Linked DNA regions of Mus musculus: all the other regions are linked to region 1. The links are chromatin loops, found by intact Hi-C in ENCODE. Cell type or tissue: heart. All regions are shown on one strand.

The links. Peaks named below come from ENCODE experiments on the same cell type or tissue, not always from the same donor. Only the 100,000 strongest peaks of a DNase experiment are listed, where the experiment ranks them.
Region 2: a loop joins it to region 1, with 1.8 times the contacts of the local background. A loop is called at or near these places in 2 of 42 quality-filtered maps.
Region 3: it touches region 1 in a loop (2.1-fold over the local background); 5 of 42 quality-filtered maps call a loop at or near these places.

The regions. Positions count from the first base shown.
Region 1 is chr11:76,127,560-76,135,559 of GRCm38, forward strand. Vps53 (VPS53 GARP complex subunit) reads right to left here. Exons shown (of 22, transcript NM_026664.4): 7 at 6,850-6,969. Among named protein-coding and RNA genes, the nearest start is that of Gm46252, 19 kb to the right of the region's middle. In heart, no CTCF peak of the experiment used is centred here; a DNase peak (open chromatin) is centred at 3,532.
Region 2 is chr11:76,038,297-76,046,296 of GRCm38, forward strand. Vps53 (VPS53 GARP complex subunit) reads right to left here. Exons shown (of 22, transcript NM_026664.4): 22 at 7,930-8,000. Among named protein-coding and RNA genes, the nearest start is that of Rflnb, 15 kb to the left of the region's middle. In heart, no CTCF peak of the experiment used is centred here; DNase peaks (open chromatin) are centred at 3,945, 4,105, 4,805, 7,265 and 1 weaker place.
Region 3 is chr11:76,077,012-76,085,011 of GRCm38, forward strand. It overlaps Vps53 (VPS53 GARP complex subunit), which reads right to left. Exons shown (of 22, transcript NM_026664.4): 14 at 5,431-5,673; 15 at 4,136-4,283; 16 at 29-111. Among named protein-coding and RNA genes, the nearest start is that of Rflnb, 53 kb to the left of the region's middle. In heart, no CTCF peak of the experiment used is centred here; DNase peaks (open chromatin) are centred at 3,520 and 4,470.

The DNA.
Region 1 (8,000 bases):
AAAGTACCCAAGGAGCTAAAGGGATCTGCAACCCTATAGGTGGAACAACAATATGAACTAACCAGTACCCCGGAGCTCTTGACTCTAGCTACATATGTATCAAAAGATGGCCTAGTCGGCCATCACTGGAAAGAGAGGCCCATTGGACATGCAAACTTTATATGCCCCAGTACAGGGGAATGCCAGGGCCAAAAAGGGGGAGTGGGTGGATAGGGGAGTGGGGGTGGGTGGCTATGGGGGACTACTGATATAGCATTGGAAATGTAAATGAGCTAAATACCTAATAAAAAATGGAAAAGAAAAAAAAAACTAGGTAAAGGATCTAAATATGTGTTTTTTCAAGGCAGGCATAAAATCAACAGGGTATATGAAAAAAATGTTCAATATTACTTTATCTCCAGAGATGTATACTCAAATCAAAACCTCCAAAAGGAGGCCAGATTTGGTAGTAAACACCTTTAATCCCAGCACTCAGGAAGCAGAGGCAGGTGGATTTCTGAGACTTTGAGGCTAGCCTGGTCTACATAGCAAGTTCAAGGACAGTCAGGGCTACTTAGATACTGTCTCAGAAAGCCAAACCAACCAACCAACCAAATAGAAATTTAGAAACCGGGGCTGGTGAGATGGCTCAGTGGGTAAGAGTACCCGACTGCTCTTCCGAAGGTCCGGAGTTCAAATCCCAGCAACCACATGGTGGCTCACAACCATCCGTAACAAGATCTGACGCCCTCTTCTGGAGTGTCTGAAGACAGCTACAGTGTACTTACATATAATGAATAAATAAATCTTTAAAAAAAAAAAAGAAATTTAGAAACCAACAGGAGCTGGCTAGAGAGCTCAGTGGTAGGAGTCATGAGGACTGAGTTCATATCCCAGCACCCATGCCAGGTGTTCACAAACACCTTTAATTCCAGCTCCAAGGAATCCAACATATACATACACATGTATATACAGTCACCTGGACACACACATGCATAAATAAAAATAAAACAAATCTGACCCAACTATATCACTCTTGGCAATACACCCAAAAAACACCCTACCATACCACAAAGACACGTGCTCCACCATGCTCATAGCAGCCTTATTTGTAATACCAAAAGCTGGAAATAACCCAGATATCCTAAAAACTGAAGAATGAATACAGAAAATGTGGTTCATTTATACAATGGAATACTACTATTCAGCTATTAAAAACAAGGACATTATGAATTTTGCAGGCAAATGGATGGAACTAGCTAATATCCTGAGTGAGATTACCCAGACTGAAAAGGACATGCGTAGAATGTACTCACTGATAAGTGGATATTAGCCAAAAGTACAGAGTACCTAGGACACAACCTACAGACAGTAAGAAGCGTAACAAGCAGAAAGGACCAAGTGAGGAGGCTTCAATCCCACTTAGAATAGGGAAGGAAATAATCACGGGAGGCAGAGGGAAGGGGGGATCTAGGTGGGAGAGGGCAGAGTGGGGGGGGGGGGAGAAAGGGGAAACAGGATCAGATATGGGGGGAGGAGACAGGAGAGAAGCCCAGAGGGCCAAGAATATGAATGGAAATAAGCAGCTTCAGGAAGCAGGAGGTGGGAGGACCCTGTAAAAAGTACCAGAGACACAGGAGGTGAAGTGAGACACTCTCAGGACTCATTGGGGGTGACAGTAGCCAAAATGCCCAACACTGGGGAAAGGGAACTCTAAGAGTCACCTCCAGTAGATAGGCAGGGCCTCAAGTAGAGGGACAGGGTTACTAATCCACAGTCAAAATTCCTGACCCAGAACTGTTTCTGTTTAAAAGAACTGCGAGGACAAAAATGGAGAAGAGACTGAAGGAAAGGAGGTCCAATGACTAGCCCAACTTGGGATTCATCTCATAGGGGGTCGGGTGGGGGACCAAGGCTGATACTAACAATGCTATGATGTACTTATAGACGGGATCCTGGCGTGGCTGTCCTCAGAGAGGCCCTACCTGCAGCTGACTGAGACAGAAGCACATACTTACACCCAACCATTGGACTGAAGTTGGAGACCCCTATGGTCGAATTAGAGAAAGGATTGAAGAAGCTGGAAGGGAGACCTACCCCAGAGGAAGACCAGCAGTCTCAACTAACCCAGACCCCAGGGAGCTCTCAGAGACGGAGCCATCAACCAGGAGCACACACGGGCTAGTCGGAGGCCACTGGCACATAAATAGCAGAGGTCTGCCTGGTCTGGCCTCAGTCGGAGAAGTTGTGCTTAATCCTAGAGAGACTTGAGGCTCCAGGGAAGGGGGGTCAATTGGGTGGGGGAAGCAGCCTCTCGGAGGTAGGTGGGAGGAGGAATGGGATGAGGAACTGTGGGAGGGGGAAATGAAAGGGGGCAACAACTGGAATGTAAATAAGTAAAATAATTTTTAAAAATTCAGAAATAACTCTTGTTCTCTTGCTCTCTCTTGCTCTCTTGCTCTTCCTCTCTCCTTCCCATCCCCTTCCCCCACCCCTCTTTTCATGTGCTTATGGCCATGGTCAGCCTCTACTTCTCTCCGCCTTTCTCTGCCTCTACTACCCTCTTAACTTCCCTCCTCATGCCCTAAATAAACTCTATTCTATACAAACAAAAAAAAAATCAGAAATAAAACAAAAAACAAAAAACAAAAAAAAACAACCTTCAATGAGATATTACTTCACTTCTTTTTGAGACAGTCTCACATGGCAAATTCCTGATCCTCCCATCTCTGCCTCCAACCCTGAGATAACAGGTCATCAGGATGACTAATATCAAAAGTAAGGAGAAAGGTAAGCTCTGCTGAGGATGTAAAGATGAGAACACTTGGACACCAGGGCAGAGGTGATGAGTGATGCAGCTATTATGGAAAATAGCATGAAGGCTCTCGGAAACCCCAAAATGAATCTACATAGGGTATATACCCAAAGGAAATGATATCCACTCTATACAGATAGCTGCCCTGCCCTGCTCACAGAAGTTTACAACAGCCAAGATATGGAAACAAACATTGTTTTTGATGGACAGATATGGTTTAAAGATCCAAGGTGCATATATCCAGTGAGATTTTATTTAGCTTTTAAAAAGAAGATGCTGACAACTGAAACAATATGGATAAACTCAGAGGACTTAGAGTAAATAAGCCAGACACAGAAAGATAAATATGGCGTGATCTCTCTTAGGTGTAGACTCTTTAAAAACTAAAGTCAAATACAGCTGTTCTAGTTATCTGTGGGCCTACACTGACAGATTAAACTATGAATCAGAAAGCTGGGTGTGGGGTGTCAGGTAGGGCTGGGGTTGTGGAAGAGCATGTGCTTAGAATTCATAGGGCCCAGGAAACAGGGGCCACACAGCACATTAATGCAGGCAGATGACAGAAAGGATAAAAGAATGGGAACACCAGATCACTGAGTCACCGAGACTAGGGCAGGCTGTGCCACCTTCCTGCTCCTCCCTAACCACTGAGAGCACAGCTTCCTCCACCCATGGGTCCTACTCTCCTAAACTCATGACATCCTGCTCATGGACATTCTTGGCTGTTTCAGATTCCCAGTCTGATATGGCAACCAGCCACCTCTAAGTGTAAAAAGGTTAGGAAGGACGAGGGGAAGGGTGGCGACTTCCCTAACACTTTGCCAAGCCTATTCCGACATTCCTTAAGAGTCCCTGAACATCTCCACTGTAAGACGGTACACCTAGCACATACAGAAACCTCCCTTCCTGTCTCAGATTCTTAGAAATGATGAAAAGACTTAAATAAGAACCAAAAACCAGGCAAAAGGGGAACTGGTAGATTAGACTGTCTGTGGGTTTCCTGGTAGAACAAAATCATAGCTTAAGAGTGTTTCTCACAAATGAGAAGACATGGAAGCTGGAGAAACGCTTCCATGTTAAGAGCAACTTTTGCTCTTGCAGAAGATCTGGGTTCAGTTCCCAGAACCCACATGGTGGCTAACAACTTCCTCTCAGTAGCTCTAGGGGATTCAAAGCCCACTTCTGACAAACATAGGCACTAAACGCACACACGGGCATACCTACAGATGCAGGTCACACATGGTGCACACAATCTAAAAGCCAGATAAAATATAAGGAAAGACAGGAAATGATAGACACCAGGAGCGGGGGAGTTCTAAAGGGAACCTCTAGATGTGTCTGGCTCCAGTCACAGTAATGTGGATGCCAGAAGCTGTGCTGCTTTCTTACCCTAAATGCTCAGCCTTACACTGATTTGGCCCCTTGGGTCTGTGAGTCTCAGCAGAGGTCTGAGAGTTATCAGCATTTAAGAAGATCAGGTGCCTGGCAAGTCATCTGCCAGCTCCTGCAGGTCTGGCCCCAGGAACCTTAGAAAAGCTATGTGGTACCCTAAACACAATATCCTTCCACTCCTCAATAGCAGGTGGTAATGATTTCTGATCAGAGTAATAGAGAACATATAATAATAATAATAATAATAATAATAATAAACAATTTTAAAATCCCACCAAAAAATATGAACTTTCAGCTGAGACTCACCAAACATCTGAGTGCTACTACCAAGAGTCAACAAGCTGAAGACCTTACACCACAGGACAGACAAACACACAGGCAACCCAGAGCCTTCAGAGATACTAACAGTTTTGAATCTCTGAGAGATTTCAGAGGATATTATGCCCCTGAGGAAAAAATCATCTAGATATTTTAGAAATTAAAACCTGCTGTTTCAGTAAAAATTCTTAATAGCTGGGCCAAAGAACAGAGTGGGCATCAGTGAAGAACAAGGTAGAACTGGAAGACTGAGCCCACAACTCAGAAAGCAACCCCAAAAGATGAGGCAGCAGGTTACAAGTTACAATGTTCGTGTATAGGAGTTCCAAAACAAGAGACCAAAGGAAACAAACCCCAAATACCACTCTAAGAAAGAAATAAAAGAAAATAGTTTATTAGAACTTAAGAAATCTGAGTCAGGTATGGTGGCACACACTTTTCATCCCAGCACTCAGGAAGCAGAGGCAGGCAGATCTCTGCGCAAGTTCCAGAAAGCCAGGACTGTACAGTGAGACCAAGTCTCAAAACCAAACCAACCAAATGAACACCAAACAAACAAAATACTGTACAGAGGAAATGTAAATGGTCAATCATCAGTTACTAAGGAAATTAAAATTAAAGGAAGTAGATAGAGACTTCCATCTCCCAGACTGACTAAAATAAAAATCAGCAATACCACATTTGTTCAAGGCATGGAGGAATGGGTACTCAGCACTTCAAGATGGTATTGTGAATCTACAAAGCTTGTGGGGGAGTAAATGAGTGGTGGCTATTACAATTTTAAATGCATTTTTAAATTTAAAGGCTTTAGATCTACTTGCACACATGTGAGAAGAGGTATGTCTTAAGAATCAGAATAAGGCTCTAGGGACATGAAGACAGCAAACTAGCCTGGGACATGCTATCCTATGGTAGTCCACACACAGAATGAGGCAGTTCTATAGCTCACCATAAGTGCAGAGGAGACAGTCTAGAGGGAGAACAAGCTAATAGCAGTTACTCCTTCTAGGAGGTGCAATAGGATTGGAAATGTAGCTAAGAGAACTGAGATATACTTGTTTATTTATTTTTTGTCTTTTTCTTTGTTAGTATTTTGAAAGGAGGTCTCATTATAAATCCTTGGCTAGACTCAAATTCAAAGCAGTTCTCTAGCTCAACTTCCTGAGTGCTGGGACTACAGATGTAAGCCATTCACATCCAGTTTAGACTTTTTAAATAAAAGCAATTGTGTATTTATGCTACTTGTATAATTACATAAAGAAAACAAAGAATGGACATGTGTGGCAGGCAGGTCTTCCTATGAGGCAGAATGAAAAAGTGCAGCTGGGGGCCACGCTGCCTTTGCTTGGAGAAAGGTTAAGGATTCTTAGATTTTCTTTCTGTGGTTATCTCTAATAGAAAAGGCGAAAGGCACTGAACTCACTCTCCCCTCCCTTCTTCAGAATCCTCTTTTTCCTCCTAAGAACCTTCTCACTGGATCTGAACCTAGGACCAAAGCTTAAGGGTGGGGCTGGAGAGATGGCTCAGCAGTTAAGAGCACTGACTGCTCTTCCAGGGGTTCTGAGTTCAATTCCCAGCAACCACATGGTGGCTCACAGCCATCTGTAATGGGTCTGAAGCCCTTTTCTCATGTGTCTGAGACAGCTATAGTGTACTTATACAGGGAAACCTCAAGGATGGTAGAAAGAAAGCACAAGATCAAAGAGAAACTCCTCCCTGTAATGTTTGACACCAGTGTGTCTAAAGCCTGCCACAGCATCCATCCACCCCACATGCTGCCTTCACCAGTGTGCCACTGACATTCATCAGAGGAAAAGGAAAGACATGTTTTTTTCCTCTTGACTCTCAGTGGCTTTGTGATGTCACAAGGCTTCAAAGGTTCAGTTCTTTTGGTGCTATCATCCTTAGAGCTCAACCGTCCTACTATGAGAAAGCCTGAGACACCCATGAGGACAACACAGATCTCAGTCCATAGGCTAGCTGAGTTCTCAGCTGACAGTGAACATCATTTACTAGCCATGGTAGCCAGCTCCTCTGGTTCCATCTTCAGCTGCCTTAACTGATGGTGTCTGGAGCAGAGAAGAAATATTACCCAAGCCTGGCCAAGTCTTATGATCAAAATAACTATTTTAAACCAACAGTTCTGCAGACAATGGAGAGTTGTGCACACACATACATACACATGAGTGTACTAGTTGACTTGGGTAGGCTGCAAAGACAAGGTATAAAGGGCACTGTAGGGTGAGGTCACATAGCATCTGCAGCTGCTTCCTAGAATAAGGTGGAGAAAGCATGCAGCACCATCTTTTCTTATGGAAAGACCATTGTCTGTGAGGATATCTTACCTTTCAGAAAGCTGTCGGATCTGTGGGATTCCCATGTATTTGTGAAAGTGCTCCAGAACATTCATTACACCCTGAAGGAGATTAGCAACTTCTCCATACTGTCTGCGCCTGGTCATGGCTCTGCAAGGACAGAAGTTGAGACGTAGTCACTGAAGAGACAAGATAGAAGACGTGGGACGACTTGCGAGACCCAGATATCTCTGAAGACACAAGATAGCAGGTGTGGGATGATCTACAAGAGCTAGATTTAGTATAAGTACTGGGGAAGGAAAGATTAGGATTTAGCTCCAACTCTCAAGGTGACATCATTTAATAATGGGAGTGTCAAGTAAACATTTAACTAATAGCAAGAGAGTAAAGTATGGTCTAAATAATATTGTAAACTATAGCCACAGGGCACAAAAATGTGTGTGTGTGTGTGCGTGTGTGTGTGTGTGTGTGTGTGTGTGTGTGCGCACGCGCACACGCTCAGTGGGTGGCAGAGGGGACTCTGGGAAGACTATGGGTTTGAGCTGGGCATTGCATGAAGAATGGGATTTTGAGATAATGTTGTATAAAATATTACTGATGATTGTGGTGCACGGAAAAACCAAGCCATTTTTCTGGATCACAGAAAAGGAAGATTGTGATTTCAAGTTAACTGTCACATTTAGTTTTAAGATAATGATAAACAATGGCAGCTGAGATGACAACTTGCCCTACTCCTAAGGGTAATGAAGCTTAAATAAACGATGCTGATAAAATCAAGTTATACATGGTAATGAAGTACAAACTAGTAGGTCTACACTGGCTTTCACATTAAATGTGTAATTCCCTTATAAAACATTTCAAGGAGAGGCTCAAGGTCAAACCATGGTACTCCATTGCCATCTTGACCTGCTAATACAAAGTGTCCCATGGGAAGGAGGAAGGGAGATGGTTCTTGCAGTCCCATTTGCTAGCTGCCCTGGATGATCACTCCTCCAATGGACTAGGGCTCCTCTGCCACCTTTTGTATGCCCAGCAGCAGTTAGGAATGATACAACCTCTCCTCCTTCCTTCTGGGCATCCTTCATTCTTGCCAGACCTGCATGTCTGTGAAGATGGCAGGCTTGCACACATGAGAAATTCCACTAGGACTAAAGCAGGGGGAATCGGCCTGAGACCCATTG
Region 2 (8,000 bases), 89 kb before region 1:
TTCCCTTTCCTTTCCTTTCCTTTCCTTTCCTTTCCTTTCCTTTCCTTTCCTTTCCTTTCCTTTCCTTTCCTTTCCTTTCCTTTCCTTTCCTTTCCTTTCCTTTCCTTTCCTTTCCTTTCCTCTGTGTAGTCCTGGCTGTCCTGGAACTCACTCTGTAGCCCAGGCTGTAGCCCAGATTCTGAGATCCGCTTGCCTCTGCCTCCCAAGTGCTGTTTAAAGGGTGTGTCACCACACTCAGCTTGTTTTCAATTTTTCAAATCAAGATTTCTCAAGTCTGCAAAAACAAAGCAAGCAGCAGTAAATTAGATGCTGGGTTGAAACGTAAATTATGAGGTCATTCAAGACCTCAGGTGCAAAGTATGTTTTCCTTTCTTTTATTCTTGTTTTGAGACTCGTTATGTAGCCCTGGTTGTCCTGGAATTCTCTCTATAGACCTGGCTGGCCATGAATGTACAAAGATCTGCTTACCTTTGCCTCCCAAGTGCTAGTTAAAGGTATGTGCCACCACATCTGGCCTTTGTAAAGAACAGTAACAGTGTCAGTAACTCACTCTGTAGTCCAGGGTGGCCTAACATGCCTGGAGCCCAAGGAGGCCAGAGAAGGCATCAGATCCTCTGGAACTAGAATTAGTGGGTGCTGGGAACCAAATCCCCGTCGTCCTCTGCAAGAGCAACAACTTCTCTGGACCACCGAGCTATCCATCTTTCTAGGCAGTGGAGGGCATCCCTTCATCCTTCTGCCTCAGGGTATCACATACCCTAAAATATGAGTTTCAACATCTTCTCTGATTTCCTTTGAAAAGATTTAAACTCAAGACATGCTATTAATAATAATAGTATTTCCACAGCTATTTTGTACAGCAAGGACCTCATAGCTTATAAAACTTAAAACTATGGAGGAGTGCATGAAATCTAGAAAGATAGAAGGTGGCTTTGTTGAGATCCTGGCTCTGCCTCTTCCTGGACATGTCACACTCTCTCTGGGTTTCCTGGTCCCACACACAAAATGGATCTAACCCTACTTAATAAATAGGCTTAAGAGAAGGTCTTGTTATGCGTCTGTCTGATCTGGAATTTGCCACCTTTCCTCTCTCACAGTGGAAGACACAGATGGCCCTGACAGCTAGGGCCCAGGACCAAGCCACCCTCTTATATTCCTATTTGACAGTGAAGAGTGCCAGTCTCAGAGCCAATACCTGGGTCAAGAGCTGGCAAGATGACTCAGAGTTGGTGCTAACTGCCAAGCCTGACAACCCAAGTTAATCAGTAGGACCCACATACTAGAAGTAAATTAACTCCTGAAAATTGTCCTATGACCTCCATAATGCTCTACTCATGTGTGTGTAAACACTAAAATAAATTTGAAAAATATATAATTCAAAGTTAAAAGAGCATACAATAGGTATGACTAATGTTTGCAATTCTAGCACTTAGGAGGCCAAGACAGGAGGATTGACACAGTTTGAGATCAGCTTGGACTGTAGAGTAAAAAACTCACTTCAAAAAGAGGAGAGAGGACTGGAGAGATGGCTCAGCTGTTAACAAGCATTGGCTGTTCTCCCAGAGAACTGGGGATGGATTCCCAGCACTCACAGTGTGGCTCATAACCATCAGTAATAACTCCAGTTCCCGGGGATCACACACACACACACACACACACACACACACACACACACACACAGAGTTAAGACTCCCCTGAGGCTGGGTCTGTGCGGAGAGATGTCAGTGAATGGTTGTTCCCCTTTGTTTTTTTGGTTTTGGGTTTTTTTTTTTGTTTTGTTTTTGTTTTTGTTTTTTTTCGAGACAGGGTTTCTCTGTGTGGCCCTGGCTGTCCTGGAACTCACTCTGTAGACCAGGCTGGCCTTGAACTCAGAAATCTGCCTGCCTCTGCCTCCCGAGTGCTGGGATTAAAGGCGTGCACCACCACGTATGAGCTGCACTCCTGTTTGCTACTCAGTGGCTGCCTTTGATGGCCATCACGGAGTGCAGCTTCCTTGCACCGTAACACAAACCAAGCAGGCAGGAGCAGCTAGTTGCTTGCCACCACTTCCTTCTAGAAAGCCGTGGCGCCTTTGTAAAGACTTTTCTTGGCCTTGGAAATGGTGGTGGTGGTGGGGGGGGGGGGGAGTTTGTTGAGAAGCTGGTCTTAATTTCTGACTTGTTGAAAAATTGTCCCAAACAGAAGGAGGCGTGGAAATTGTGCAAATTCCATTTGATTATGAAGCAGAAGTTGAAAGAGGTCTCAGATTAAGTGGGAAACAGTCTTAGCTGACCGAGCATTTCACACTGGGGTTTGTCCCAGTTTGTTTTGGTAAAGAGCCTTTGGCATTGTGGTTGGTAGTGCTGTAAGATGGTTGTGAGTGGCACAGACGCTGCAGGTGCTCAGCAAGCACTCTACTGGAGCTATATCCCCAACCCTACAGAGCGGCTTCTGGCTCCTGAGCATCCTGCCTCAGCCTCCCCGGTACCAGGATTATAGGAGTCCATTACCAAACCCTGCCCCCATAAATTTTAATTTATAATCACTCTCTTCACTCCACATTCTCTGAGTCACCATCCCACAAGGCTAGGTAGGAACTTTGCCCCTGAACGCAGGTAATTAGGCAGCCTTGGGGGGTGGGGGTGGAAAACAACTAAGATTCTTTGTCAAGCATTTAATGGATTCCATTCTGTGAGCCAACTGCAGCTTTTCCAATTAGGACTGCCTGTCTCTCCATAATTTGGGGGTTACTATAGGTCAAAAACCAAACCTCACAAAACCCCAGGAGACAACAACAGGCTTTCAGGTAAAAATAACTGGAGAGAGGAGCCACGGACTAGACACTGTACACAAAGCACTGTTTTGGAAGATGGCCTTTGGCAGTGCATTCAAAGGAAATGTGTCCCGCTTTCTGAAGTGGGTACCCTGGCCAACACCGCCAGGAGAGGAAGCTCTCTTCCATGTCTGTAGGTTTATTACTAATGGCTAGAGGAAGTAGATGCTGCCAGGGCAAGAGGAGTGCAGAATGGGAGGCTTCAAGACCTCTTGAGTCAGGTGGGTATCACCATCATAACCTAAAAAGGTAAAAGCTGACCTTGTGCTGTTGGCTGTGAATGCAGCTGGGTCAGGAAAGCAGGATACATTTCTACTTGGCTGTCTGATTAAAGTCAGCCCAGGGAAGGCAGACTGGCCACTTGAGGCTACACACCTACTGTCAGTCCTTCCAGCCACAGACTCAGCCGTGGCGAATGATAACAAGCTTTCATTTACCTCGGCCCAGAGAGACAGACTCACACCTGGTCCAGTGCGACCTGTACAGCCCCGTTGACTCTGTGTCTCAGAGGCACGGTCTCATTCTGCAACCCAGTTGGTCTAGAACTATGTAGCCCAGGCTGGCTTCAAACTCACAGAAATCCTCCTGCCTCAGGTCACTGGGAAGAGCTGGGGTTAGTGGCACATACTCCTTCAATATTAGCACTTGGGAGGCAGAAGCAGGAAGAACAGGACTTCAAGGCCAGCCTTGCTAATTAGCGAAATCAAGGCCAGCCTGGATCTATCTGTCTCATTAAAACAAAACAAAACAAAACAAAAACCTCCAAAGATTACTGAAAAGATTTATAATCCTTTTTCACAGATGTTACAAGCTAAGGCACAGAGGATCAATGTCTGGCCCAATGTCAGAGTGCTAGGACCAGACCTGCAGAGCAGGGATTCTGTGGAAGTTTCCATCCCGGTCTGCTTTTGTTTCCAGTGGACACATTCTTCATAGGCCACTGCTCACCAGTGCTCCCTTTGCCTGGCTTTGTAGGTGAGAAGGCGGAGGACTGGTAGGAAAATCATCCTACACGAAGCCCTCCAGGGTGGGTAATCGGAAGTGCTTCTTTTCTCAAGAGAGTCATCCCTGGCTGGCCTGTGGAAGCAGGAGCTGGTGACGATGGATGGAAAGTAAGTAAAGATCTCAGGCCAGACTAATGGAAGTGCTGCAGCAGATTTTCCACTGTTGAAAGAAACATCAGAATTCCCTAAAAGATCTCATTGCAGAATGCCCACCCAGCTGTGGAGGAGACAGGACTAAGTTGCTCTGCATAGGCAAGGGATCTCTGGGCAGCCACATGGGAAACTGGGCTGAGACTGGGACAGGAAGGGGAGGGAAAGCCAAGGGATGGAAACTCGGTGCAAAGTGGAATCCAAACCAGAAGCAGAACACTTGACACACATTCAGACGCTGGGTGCCACTGCAGTTGGACGGCCAGCGATGGCTCAGGACTGCCACGTTCTCTTTAGACTGTTCCCTCCACCTGCCTCACTGCTGGAAGGGAAGCTCGAGGCTCTTCCTAGGGTCCCTTCTGTTTTCTGTCAGCAGTAGAGAAGACATTCTAGCAAATGACATTCAGTAATGCTTTAATTAACTGAAGTATTTTTGTATTTCAAGATGCACCAAGAAATTAATTCCAGATGGGCAAAAGGAAAGACACTTACACAAAAGAATGATCTTTTTTTTGAGAGAAATTTACATCTCCCAAAGGTGCAAAATTCTGCAGGTTCAACATGCTTTTTTGACGGACAGTTAGGATGGGACTGGAAATTTTTATTTCATTTGTAAAACGTAATGGTTCTCTTCATGTCTGCTGGCTTTTCACAAGCCTGTTTCCAAGGCTACTTAAATGGCCCGATGCAGTCAGCCCGAACTATTTTATTTTTGGGAATCCAACTTGGAGTAGACAAGAAGTGTGGAACTTGCCTTCCCCCTCAAGCAAACTGGTTATTTTGAGACCTCGCTTCCTAGGGAGAGGAATGACATTTCCAGCTGCGTGTTTCTGGCACTTCCCTGAGCCTTCTGTAAACAGGGAGCCAGGCTTCCTCTTCCAATAGCAACTCAAAGGGGATGGGCCTGAGTAACACCCCCACAGCAGGCAGCAGGCAGGACCTGCGCTCTCTGTTCTAAGAGCCACTTGAGATGTATGCACAATGGGCACCTTTCTGGGTGCTGGGCAGAGTCTTGGGTGCTGAGTCTTTGTTCTGCCAGAAAAGAATTTTCTTTTCAGTGACAGACATGAACCCAAGGCTTTGAACCTGCAAGGCTCTGTGAGAGGCCAGTGGTTCTTTGTGGCTCCTGTTTTGTAGGCATAGTCTAAATGAAACTTTCTCTAGCCTGACATCTCTAAGCCAGCTATCTGCTCTAACAGAAGATATGCAAAGAACTCTTAAATTTTGTTGCTGTTGTTCATTCTGTTTTTCTGCTATAGGGTCTTACTATGTAGCCCTGGTTAGTCTGGAAGCCACTACACAGCCTGGCCTCTAACTCCTGAGGTCTGCCTTCCACTGCCTCCTTAGTATTAGAATTAAAGGTACGTACCATATGCCTAGCTATGTATGTTTTGAAGTAGAAGTAACAATAATAGACAAAGCTTCTGGCTGAAGCCTCAAGTTAGATAGCCAGAGAAAATGGGCTACAGGACTCTTTCAATAAAGTCCTTTTCTTTTCACTGCAAGGGGTGATAGCATTCTACAGTTGGTCCTCTATACCTGTGGGTCACACAAGTGTGGTTTCAACCAAAGGCAGTAATAGTGTCTGGGAGGTGGGGAGGACTGGGCCTGTCTGAGCCTACAAACTAGTTTTTAAATTGTGACTAGTCCCTAAGCCACTCAGTGTTAACAACTATTTATTTCCAGGTATGGAAGTGCACACCTGTAGCTGAGAATCCAGCTTGGGTTATGAATTCAAGGTCAGCCTGGACCACATTGTGAGACTGTATTAAAACAAAACAAAACCACTATCAAAAACCAAAAACAACCCCAGCAACCCAACTATTTATGTAGTATTTACATTATATGAGGCACTATACATAGTCCAGAGGTACTCAGATTCAACTAAAGGATGTGCTGGGATTGTTTACACACACGGTGCTATTTTATAGAAGAGACAGAGTATCTGCATGGGGTGTGTGTGGTCCTGGAAGCAGTCTCCTGTGGATACTGACAGACAACTGTAATCACCTGTGTGGCTCCTAAGCATAGACCCAGCAGGCTCCTCTGCAGACTCACAGTTCAGTCTCTAGACATCTGCATTTCTCAGAGGGCCCCGAGGGAGTCTAATGCATTCCCCAGGTGAGGAAGAGGCTGTACAGAACATGCTGGATTCAGTCTTCATCAAGAAGACATTTAACATAACTCCTACTGACACCTATCTGCTGGCTCCTACGTGGTTTCTGACAGCGTGATACATCAAGTCAGTCACTTCGCTGCTGTGACCACTGACTGGGAGAAACAGCCGCTTGACCGCTCAGTACCACCATAGAGATTGGCTGGAAAACCAGCCTCTCATGAATGAGCCAAAAAGACAAGTTTAATAAGCTGTGTGCGCACAGCACACAGTACACAGTAGCCAGGGGTGGGAGGAGCCCACTGGCTTCAGCTCCCCAGGGTGGGTGGCAGGTGGCTGACTTGGCTGTGCTGTCTGGGGATAGCCACATGCCTGCTTTCCAATAGGGCAGCACAGAGGGGACCCCCAGCCCCCAGCTAAGGCCCAGTGAGCTTCTGCACTTGTCTGGGTTGTGATACATCCTGACCAAGGGCCACACATCTTTTCCTTGCTACTTGTTTTCTTTCTGATTAGAATTTAAACATGCTTAACACACGAGAGTGATTCCTCCTAGCAAGAACAGGCTAGGTGCTGATGAAGAAATGAGGCTCTAGGGCTGGTGTGTAGCCCAGGGGTTAAGAGAACAAAGGAGAGAAAAGGAAGGAGGCCCAGATCAGAGCTGAGCACTCTGATAGCCGGAGATAACCAGGCGAGCCTTCCTGCTGTGGCGATCATGCTCAAGAAGTGGGTCTGGGATCTGGGATCAAGTCTAGGGCCCAGATCTTTCTGTTCTAACAGCTAACACGTTTAGTACCAGGACGAAAGCTGTCAATAAAGGTGGTCACACTGAAGTTGTGGTCACATAACAGAGCCTTGGTTTCAAGAGCAGCGAGAGCAGGGTGACGTCTGCACTGGTAAGGTGCCTGTTTCCCGGAAGTGGGGTGACTCCCCTGCAGAACTGGATTTCAAGAGCTGGTGGTGGGCAGCACAGGCAGAAGAGCTGGGCTGTGCTCTGGGCTGTTTCCGGTTCTGAGCCTGGTGTGCACGGTCAGTATCATGGTGGTTTTTCTCAGCAGTAGTCATGATGTGCTGCTGTGGTACTACATCAGCCACCAGGTCTCAGGGCTCTGGAAAGTACTCTGGACTTGAAGCATCTGAGCGAGTGGGAAGTCAGACGGTCAGACTTACTCTTTTCCTTCCCACAGCTTCTGCCAAGAAAGCCCTTTCAAGGGAAATTCCCGGTATCTCTCAGCAGACAGTCTCCTTCCCAGGATCCAGGGCTAGACAATGTGTTCATGTGAACAGGGAGAGTGCCACAAAGACCCCGCCTCTAAGTCAGCTCTAGGTCTGCCTCCACACCAGCTCAGGAGCCCACCACAGGCAAGACCCCTGCTGCTCAGGCTGGGCACACCAGCACTCACACAGTCTGTCTCCTCCATGGGCAAGAGACTCAGTGGGCATCTCTCTTCTGGAGAGTACAGAGACATGGGAGAAAACAGGGGTAGCTTGGCCATGTTATGGAAGACAGCAGATTGAGTCCCAGAAACAGTTATTTACATGGAAAAGTGCTAATACTGCAGGGAATTGGTAAAGAGGCCAATATCCCACTCTGCCACCAGCCACTTGGCTCACTCAGGCCCCCAGGCCAATTCCAGAGACAGAGAGGGAAAAGGACCTCACAACACAGATGGAGAAAGAGGTAAGATCCAGGCTTCCTCAGCCAAGCTGCAGGCCCTGGCTGGTGTCGAGGGCTGAGTGGGGAGATGACATGGGTCAGTGACAACTCAACCATCACAGGCAGCCTGGGGACAGCAGGTAAACCACAGGGACCTTTCAACCACTGCTGCCCCAGCTTCAGGGATGGAGATAATCTAAAAATGCCTTTTAATAACACAGATTTCACTGAGCTTCCATGACTGAGATAGAAAATAAGACATGT
Region 3 (8,000 bases), 51 kb before region 1:
CTGCAGCAAGTGCCTGGAAGGTACGTACGTGCTGAATGTGTCCATTTCTCCTGTGAGATTAATTCGTTCAGTCAGGCTCACATCAACTTTTTCTTTGAGTTTTTCTTCTAGCTGTTAGAAAAGGGCAGAAGCAGAAGGGTGTTTAATGATTACCCAAAGGTGTTCCATACTACTGAGGCTCACAAAGTGACGACCCAGACAGTTCTAGGCATGACATGGGACACTTAATTCCCACAGGATGTGAGGGAAGTCCTGTTACCCTGACTTCATAGGTGAGGACTACAGTAGCCACAGCAGGTGATAGGGTCAAATAAGCTCCCTAGAGCCCAGCTCCTTTGGCACCACTCTGGGCTCACTTCTGAGAACACACCAATAGCTCGCATGGTTTGTTCTCTACAGGCTCATGATTTGAGTATTTGGTCCCTAGTGGTGGCGCTATTTTGAAGGCCGTAGAGCCTTTATGAGTTAGAGACTGCATATCAAAAGTGGGTGAGAGCATTTGAAGGTTACAGGAGAACCCTGCCTCCTGGCCAATAGCCAGAGGAGTCTCTTCTCATGTCTGCACAGCCAGGAGCACCATTGCTCTTTCCCAGCGTGGGTGGACTGCAAAAACCTCTCCTCCCTTAAGCCGTATCTATGAAGGAGGGACACTTCTGATCCCTCCTTCTCTTAAGCTGTATCTACGTATAGTTTCCCTGCTTACCCTGTGATATGTAGCCTCCCCAACCAGTGTTGGGAACTTTTAATGAGAGTGACAGTAAAATCAGCCAAGATGTTTGCCAAGGTACCAGATGTCTCAGTGATGAATCAGAAATACATCTTTACTTTGGTCAGCTTAGGGCAGGAGCATTCACATCCTCCGGAGTGATATACGATGGAGAGATATAGGATGGTCGGGATCTGTGCGTACCTAAAAATGCCCTGGGGATGGATAAATCTAGCACTCTTAAGAGAGTCACTCTCACTCTAAGAAGGTGAGTGCTTTGCATTAAGATTTAAAGTGCTCTTAGAGGGATGGAGCCATGCAAGGACTTTTGGAAGATTTAATTCTGCCACTACTAAGGGGTGAGGGGCTGTTTAGAGAACTCAATAGGTCAGACTCCGCATTTGTAAAGTTCTTCCCAGAAGGGTTCATATTACTGAAAACCTGGACACCTATGCGGGAGGGTGGCACAGTGTTCCACAGACCTGTGTTCACATGCTCCAGGGGCCTCTGCTACTTTGCTGAAGATACATCCTAACTTTAAGCATGGCATGGCTCTTGTCATCTATCTCTCTGGTCCCATCTTGCTATCTTTGCCTTGCCTCTGGCATTTACAATTGCAGGGTCTTGGTCTCCATATTTCCTCCCTCTACAATGTCCCTGCTCCCCCTCCTGACTCCATTTCCTAGCCCTCCCAACTCCTCTCTTGGTGTTTGTTTCTTCTCCCACCCTTACTACAGAGTGGCAGGGAAACCCTCGCCTGCTTGCTTGCTATTTGTTTTCCATCTGCTCTAAGTCTCCTGACAGGAAGATGCCTGTCTCCTCTGCACAACACCAGCTGAAGCAGCACATAGAAGTGTATAGTAAAGCTCCCTTGAAGGGATGACAGAATTAACGAGAGACTCAAAACGGGTTGAGAAAGCTGAGGTAGCACTGGTATCAAAAGATGTCTGAGACAGCCAAGTGTGCTGGCCTGGAATTGGAATCCCAGCTATCTAGAGGCAGAGACAGTGAAAACTGCTGTAATCTAGCCTGGGCCAACAAGAATTTGTCAGCTGGATATGGTGACACAAGCTTTTAATCCCAGCACTGGGGAGGCAGAGGCAGGTGGGTATCTGTGAGTTTGAGGCCAGCCTGGTTTACAAACCAAGTCCAGGACATCCAGGACATCTGTGGTTCTGCTATACAGAGAAACTCTGTCTCGACACCTCACCCCCAAAAGGAGAATTTGTCTTAGAGAGACAGAGATAGATAGAAACAGACAGACAGATAGACAGATAGATAGATAGATAGATAGATAGATAGATAGATAGATAGAATGAGAAAGAAAAAAGGAAGATGTCTATGATCTAATTATGAACAAAATAAGGCCACTTTGTTGTAGAATAACATGTAGAATTTGAGACTATTTTTCTTAAAAAGAAAAATGCAAAGTGTTTGGGAGGACATGTTAGCAAGATGGAGAGCAGCAACTGCTTGGAAAGAGGAGGTGCTCTTGCCAACAGCAGCACCGTCTTCCTTACTCTAGCCCTGTGAGAGGTCTTGGGTGGTCTGAAGCCAGGGCGGCACACACGCTAGGTGAGTATTCTACCACTGAATGCCCTAGCCCTATAGTAAGTCTGAAAATCAAGATATATACCACCCAACTTTTACTCTTATTTGTCAATGGTGTTTGGATTCATTGTAAAATTTTCTTGCCTAGGGGCTGGAGAGATGGCTCAGCAGTTAAGAACACTAACTGCTCTTCCAGAGGTCCTGAGTTCAATTCCCAGTATCCTCATGGTGGTTCATAACGATCTGTCATGGCATCCAATGCCCTCTTCTGGTGTGTCTGAAGACAGCTATAGTGTACTCATAAATATAAAATAAATAAATAAATCTTTAAAAAGTTTTTTTCTTGCCTAAAAGGCCTAATTCCCAAATACTCCAATACCCACGGCTGAGCAGGACTTAGCTTTGAGGGCACAGTTGAATCCACTGCAATTCCTGAGTCTGTGGCGACTCTGTCTTGAATTGATCACTTGTTACATGATGTAGCATCTCAAGTTCACTTTTTAAAAACTATTTTATTATTTTATGTATATGACTATTTTGCTTGCATGTATCTATGTGTGCCACAAGAGTGCCTGGTGCCTGTGGACCAGAAAAGGCAACCAATCTCTTAGAAATGGAGTTACAGACAGTTGTAAGCTGCAATGTAGATGCTGAGAATCCAACCTGGGTCCTCTGGAAGAGCAACTAGTGCTCTTAACTGCTGAGCATGTCTCCAGCCCCTATTATGTTTTAAGACAGGGTCTCTAGTCCAGGCTGGCCTTAAGCGCTCTATGTAGCTGAAGAAGACCCTGAACTTCTGAGTTTCCTCTAAATGCAGAGGTGCGGTGTGTCACTTTCCTCACTTGATGTCTAAGATTCTGTGTTAAGAGCTGGGTGGTGGTGGTGGAGGAATAGTGGTGGGGGTAGGGTGGGGGTTGGAGCACACCTTTAATCCCAGCACTTGGAGGCAGAGGGCAATCTCTGAGTTTTTGAGGCCAGCCTATCTATACCCTGAGACCCTGTCTAAATCTCTGAATTAGTGACATTATTTTATGTGTCTTATTCATTCATATACTCTAAACATCTATTTTCCTCATGAGGGGTTTGAACATCTCTGTCTCTCTCTGTCTCTGTCTCCTAGGCCAAAGTGGTCTGTGAGTCATTCCTTGTATATGTGACCACACCCCCAAGTAGAGTATGCTACTGCCTTGGCCTTGGCCTCTGGGCCCAGCTGGCTGACCCTCAAGGAGTATGCTGGACACTTCCTGTGTTCATGTTCTGGCACATAGGAATGCCAAGCTGTCACGTCTGAACTGCCCCTTGTAGCTGACTTCTTAGATGCTTAGGAAATACACATTAACATCAGGGAGAGCAGGATTCTCTCAGGTTGCTTCAGGGGGATCCCAGGCCAAATGGGGAAAAGAAGTCTATAACCCCGTGGAGGGCTGAGTGGCAAGTTCCTCTGGCTCACCTTCTGCAAAGCTAGTTTGTTGAATTGCCTTCCATTGGCTCCATCAGAGGCCTCACCCTTTCTGCTTCACAGTTAACACTTCAAACAATGGTTGTTTGTTATGGTGGACAGAGGATGCTACAAAATGGCAGGAAAGGCTGCTTGGTACCCAGAAGTCAGTTTATTGATGCTTTTCCCATGAAGGACACTGTGCTACTGACCTACTTTTAAGAGGTCATGCCTGTTTTGTAGCTTACATGTGGGTGAAAGCTGGCCGTTTCTCCCCTGTAAGATGGCTGCCTGGGCAGTCTCTGACTATAAGGTGAGTTTGCTCCTGAGAGGCTAAGCGGCCTGCCCAAGGTGGCAGGAGACCTTAGTGGAGCTCACAGGTCCCACTCCAGGCGTGGGAGAGAGCTCTGGGAGAGAGGCGAGCTTGGATGGGTGCTCACCTGCTGGGTGGTAGCCAGACAATACTCGGCTGTGCTCAGGATGCTGCAGATGAGACACAGCTCCTCCAGAGTGAACCTGGCCACTTCTGAGCCCTCCTTCTCTTTGAGGAGGCTGCTGATGGTCAGCCCCCCACTGCTGCTGCTGGTTCTGAAAAAAAGGACAGGAACTAGTCAGGCTGCAGCTGCTAACTTGCTTCCTGAAGCTGCATATTTTATGACAGGGAAGAAAGCAGAGGAAAGGCTGGCTACAGTACAAATAAATCAACACACAATGGGGGCCTTTGCTCCTGACCTTACCTTGACTGTCATCTGTTCAGGCCATCTCACCCACAGGAACAGGAAGACACAACGCCTAGAGAGCGGGGAGCAGTCCTCACCTGGGGTGACCCCATGCTCACCAAGGAGACCAGCTGACCTAGTGCCTTGGCTTGGGATTCCCCGAGGTGAAGATCCCACTTGGGCCATCTGTGGCACAGAATCTGCTTCTCCTTAATCTTTCTTAGTTAAGGTGCATACATGTGGAGCTCATAAGTGCACACATGGAGTAAGACGGCCTAACAGTGCACACATGCGCCCATGAACACACAAGTAGAGAGCAGAGTTGATGATGGCGTCCTCCTCTGTCTTTCTCCATCTGGTTTTGGAGATAAGTCTCTCACTAAGCCCAGAGCTTGCTAGAGTTGGCCTGACTAGCTCCATTGAGGCCCTGGGGTCTTCTTGCCTCTGCCCTCCTGCTGCTGCTGTTACAGGCGAATGTTGTCGAGCCCAGCCTTTTGTGTGGTGCTGGGGATCTGAACTTGGCTCCTCACGCTTGTGCAGGAGACACTGTACCCACTCAGCGTTCTCCCCTGCCCCAATTCACCCACATCTACACTTAGGGCTGTGGTCACAGCATCAGAGGCTGGAAGACAGTCAGAGGAAGAAAGCTTGTCTATCGGGCATCAACAGGCTGGAGCCACATTGCCTCTGCTACTGAGTAACTAACTTCTTTTTTTCTGTGCTGACACCATGTGTACGGTATACATATACATAAAGGCCCAGCTTAGTGATGTACTGTGACCTACACTGGTGTCTGGGGGAACATGCCTGCTGACAGTCGTGGTCAGCTGTGGATGCCATTATAGAAGACATCACCAACAGTGGGTCAGGTCCTTGAGAGCCTGGGAGGAGTGTTTTCTTCTTCGACATTCTTAGCAGTTCAGTAAACAACCTGAGTGGCTTTCCTTTGAGACTCCCATATTTAGGGATATCAGGAGCCTCAATTCCCCGCTGAGTGTGAGGAGAACAGGACTCACTTAGGCAGGTTGCCAGAGAGGATTTTCCAGGCGTATTCTCGGAGGTACTTCTGGAAGATGGTAGTCAGGGCGATCATGGGCTCGCCTGTGCTGAGCTGTGAGCACTGCACCATGCACTTCTTGTAGTAGACAAAGAGGTCAGCGCAGCTGGGGAGCACAGCACCCCCTTCGTCAGTGTTGGGCTTGGGTGGGCCCTGGGCTTTGAAATCTGCCACAAACCGGTCTATCAGCTCGCTGAGGTTTCTGGAAAAGCAGAAATATTGTTTCACTTGGAGAGATCAGGCAGGAGTGCTGTCTGCAAGGACCGAAGCTGTTCCCATGAGTGCTCTTCCCTGGTGCGACCCAAATTTACAAGTGGGCCCATTTTATCCATGTGGCACTCATCTCCCTGCTTAAAAAAATGGCAGTAGCCAGGCGGTAGTGGCGCACGCCTTTAATCCCAGCACTTGGGAGGCAGAGGCAGGCAGATTTCTGAGTTCGAGGCCAGCTGGGTCTACAAAGTGAGTTCCTGGACAGCCAGAGCTACACAGAGAAACCCTGTCTTGAAAAACCAAAAAAAAAAAAAAAAAAAAAAAAAAAAAAAAAAAGATGGCAGTAATGAAGTCTGGCATTTGTAGATTGCTTTGCTCCAGGCATCTCATCACTATGTCTGACCCCAGACCCCGGTGAGGGAGACAGAGCACTGCTGCTCCTTCAGAAGGTGAGAAAACTGACACCTAAAACTCTGTCATAAAACTGGGTGGCAGAACTGGCTGGAGAACCTGCCACAGAAGCATGCACCCCGGAATGCCAAGCACCAGCTCCCCTTTCCACAAACCAAAGTCCCAAATTCTAAAGGTGGTGACCATTTCCTAGACACTTATGATGGCCCAGGAGTCACAGCTGTACTTTATAATCATGTCACAGAATGCTAACTCTTAGCAATAACCCTCGGAGGTACCTACTTTACTATGCCCCGTCTCCAAAAGCCAGGCACAGAAAAACACCTTGTCCAAGACAAGCAGGGTGCAAACCCCCACAGCCTGGACCCCAGCCTCATGCTTTTCACCAGCCTACAAAAAGGCTCTGATGGCAACAAAGATGTAGACATCATGAACCTAAATGTGTCAGAGGATGGATGGCTTTAAAGAAAGAATGCTTTCCTTCTTTAAGATGAATAGTTTTTCTGTAGAACTTTCAGAATTAAAGATGTAAAAAAAAAAAAAAATCTTGGGATATAAGTGGTGCCTGGGAAAAGTGGCTTGCCTGGTCATGATGAGGAGGGTGGCTGGGATCTGTCTCCACTTTCCCAATCAAACATCTCTCAAGTTGCCCTAGTCACTCCAAGTCATCAGGAGCTGGAATCTAGCAGGGCTTTAACTACTGTCCTCTGTACAGCTGTGTTGTGAGGACAATGGGAGGCCCCTCTTGACATGTGGTATCTTTTTAGCTTGCTGGCTAAGGCTATAAGAATCCAGCTGTGTTTTAAAAATATATTTATACAATAAGGAGAAAAAGGCAAGAACCACACACAGCATCGATTAGCAGGAATAGGAAACAATTGACATTTTACTCCAGTGCTTTTGTTACTCGGTTTATGACATCCAGATGTGGCTGCTTAACAGAGCTAGGTCTCTGCCTGTGGAGACAGGCCTCTTTGGATGACCTTTGCAAGTGCCTTGGCCACCACCCCCACTCTGCACAAACTCTTCTTGCCCTACTTTCCCATGGATCCTCACAGCTCTTATGCGGAGAAGGCACCCAGGCCAGTCACCTCTGTGGCCCCACTGCTGGGCCTTCACTTGTCACCTCCTGGCCAAAGCACCTTCCATCTAGCTCTCTAGGCCATGACCCCATTGCACACTCAAACCAACACCTGCTCCCTCAGCTGGAACTGCCATCACCTGCCACTCACTACCACATGATTTGGTTTTGGTTTGTTCATCTGTTTTGAGACTGGCTTTGAACTTATGACTCTCCTCTTGTATTAGCCTCCTGAGTGCTGGGGTATAGTATGTGCTATACACCTGGTTCTTACTATTTTTTTTTTCCAGGCAGGGTTTTACTATGTTGCCCAAACTGGCCTGAAACTTGTGATATCCTGCCTCAGTTTCTCCACTGCTGGAATTACATGCATGTACCACAGCACCTGGTTTTAGCACTTGAGTAAATATTTTTCTGTACTGTGTAACAGGTCAAGCTTTCCCTATCCTGGTGCACAGTGGGTGATGTGAATCAACAGGGCCCATTCCCTGATTTATGCTGTAATTCCACAGTACTGGGAACAGCACTCCAGCAAGTATCTGCCATAGACACAGCTGATTTACAGTGTTAAGGTCTCTGTGTGCACTAGTGGGTCTCCCCTGGGGTGGCGGTATTTGTTCATGCTCCCTCAGCCCACTGCCCTGGCTAGTGTGTCAGGCTATCCTTTACGTTAGTACCCAAAGTATGTTTAGATGACCATCTTCCACATTTTGTTCCTAAGGATGGGAATAAAGTGCAGAAGTAGAGGGGGATAGGGGCCGGCACAGTGAAGAATGAGGAGGAGGAAGAGGAAGAAGAGAAGGAAGAAGAGGAAGAGGAAGAAGAGG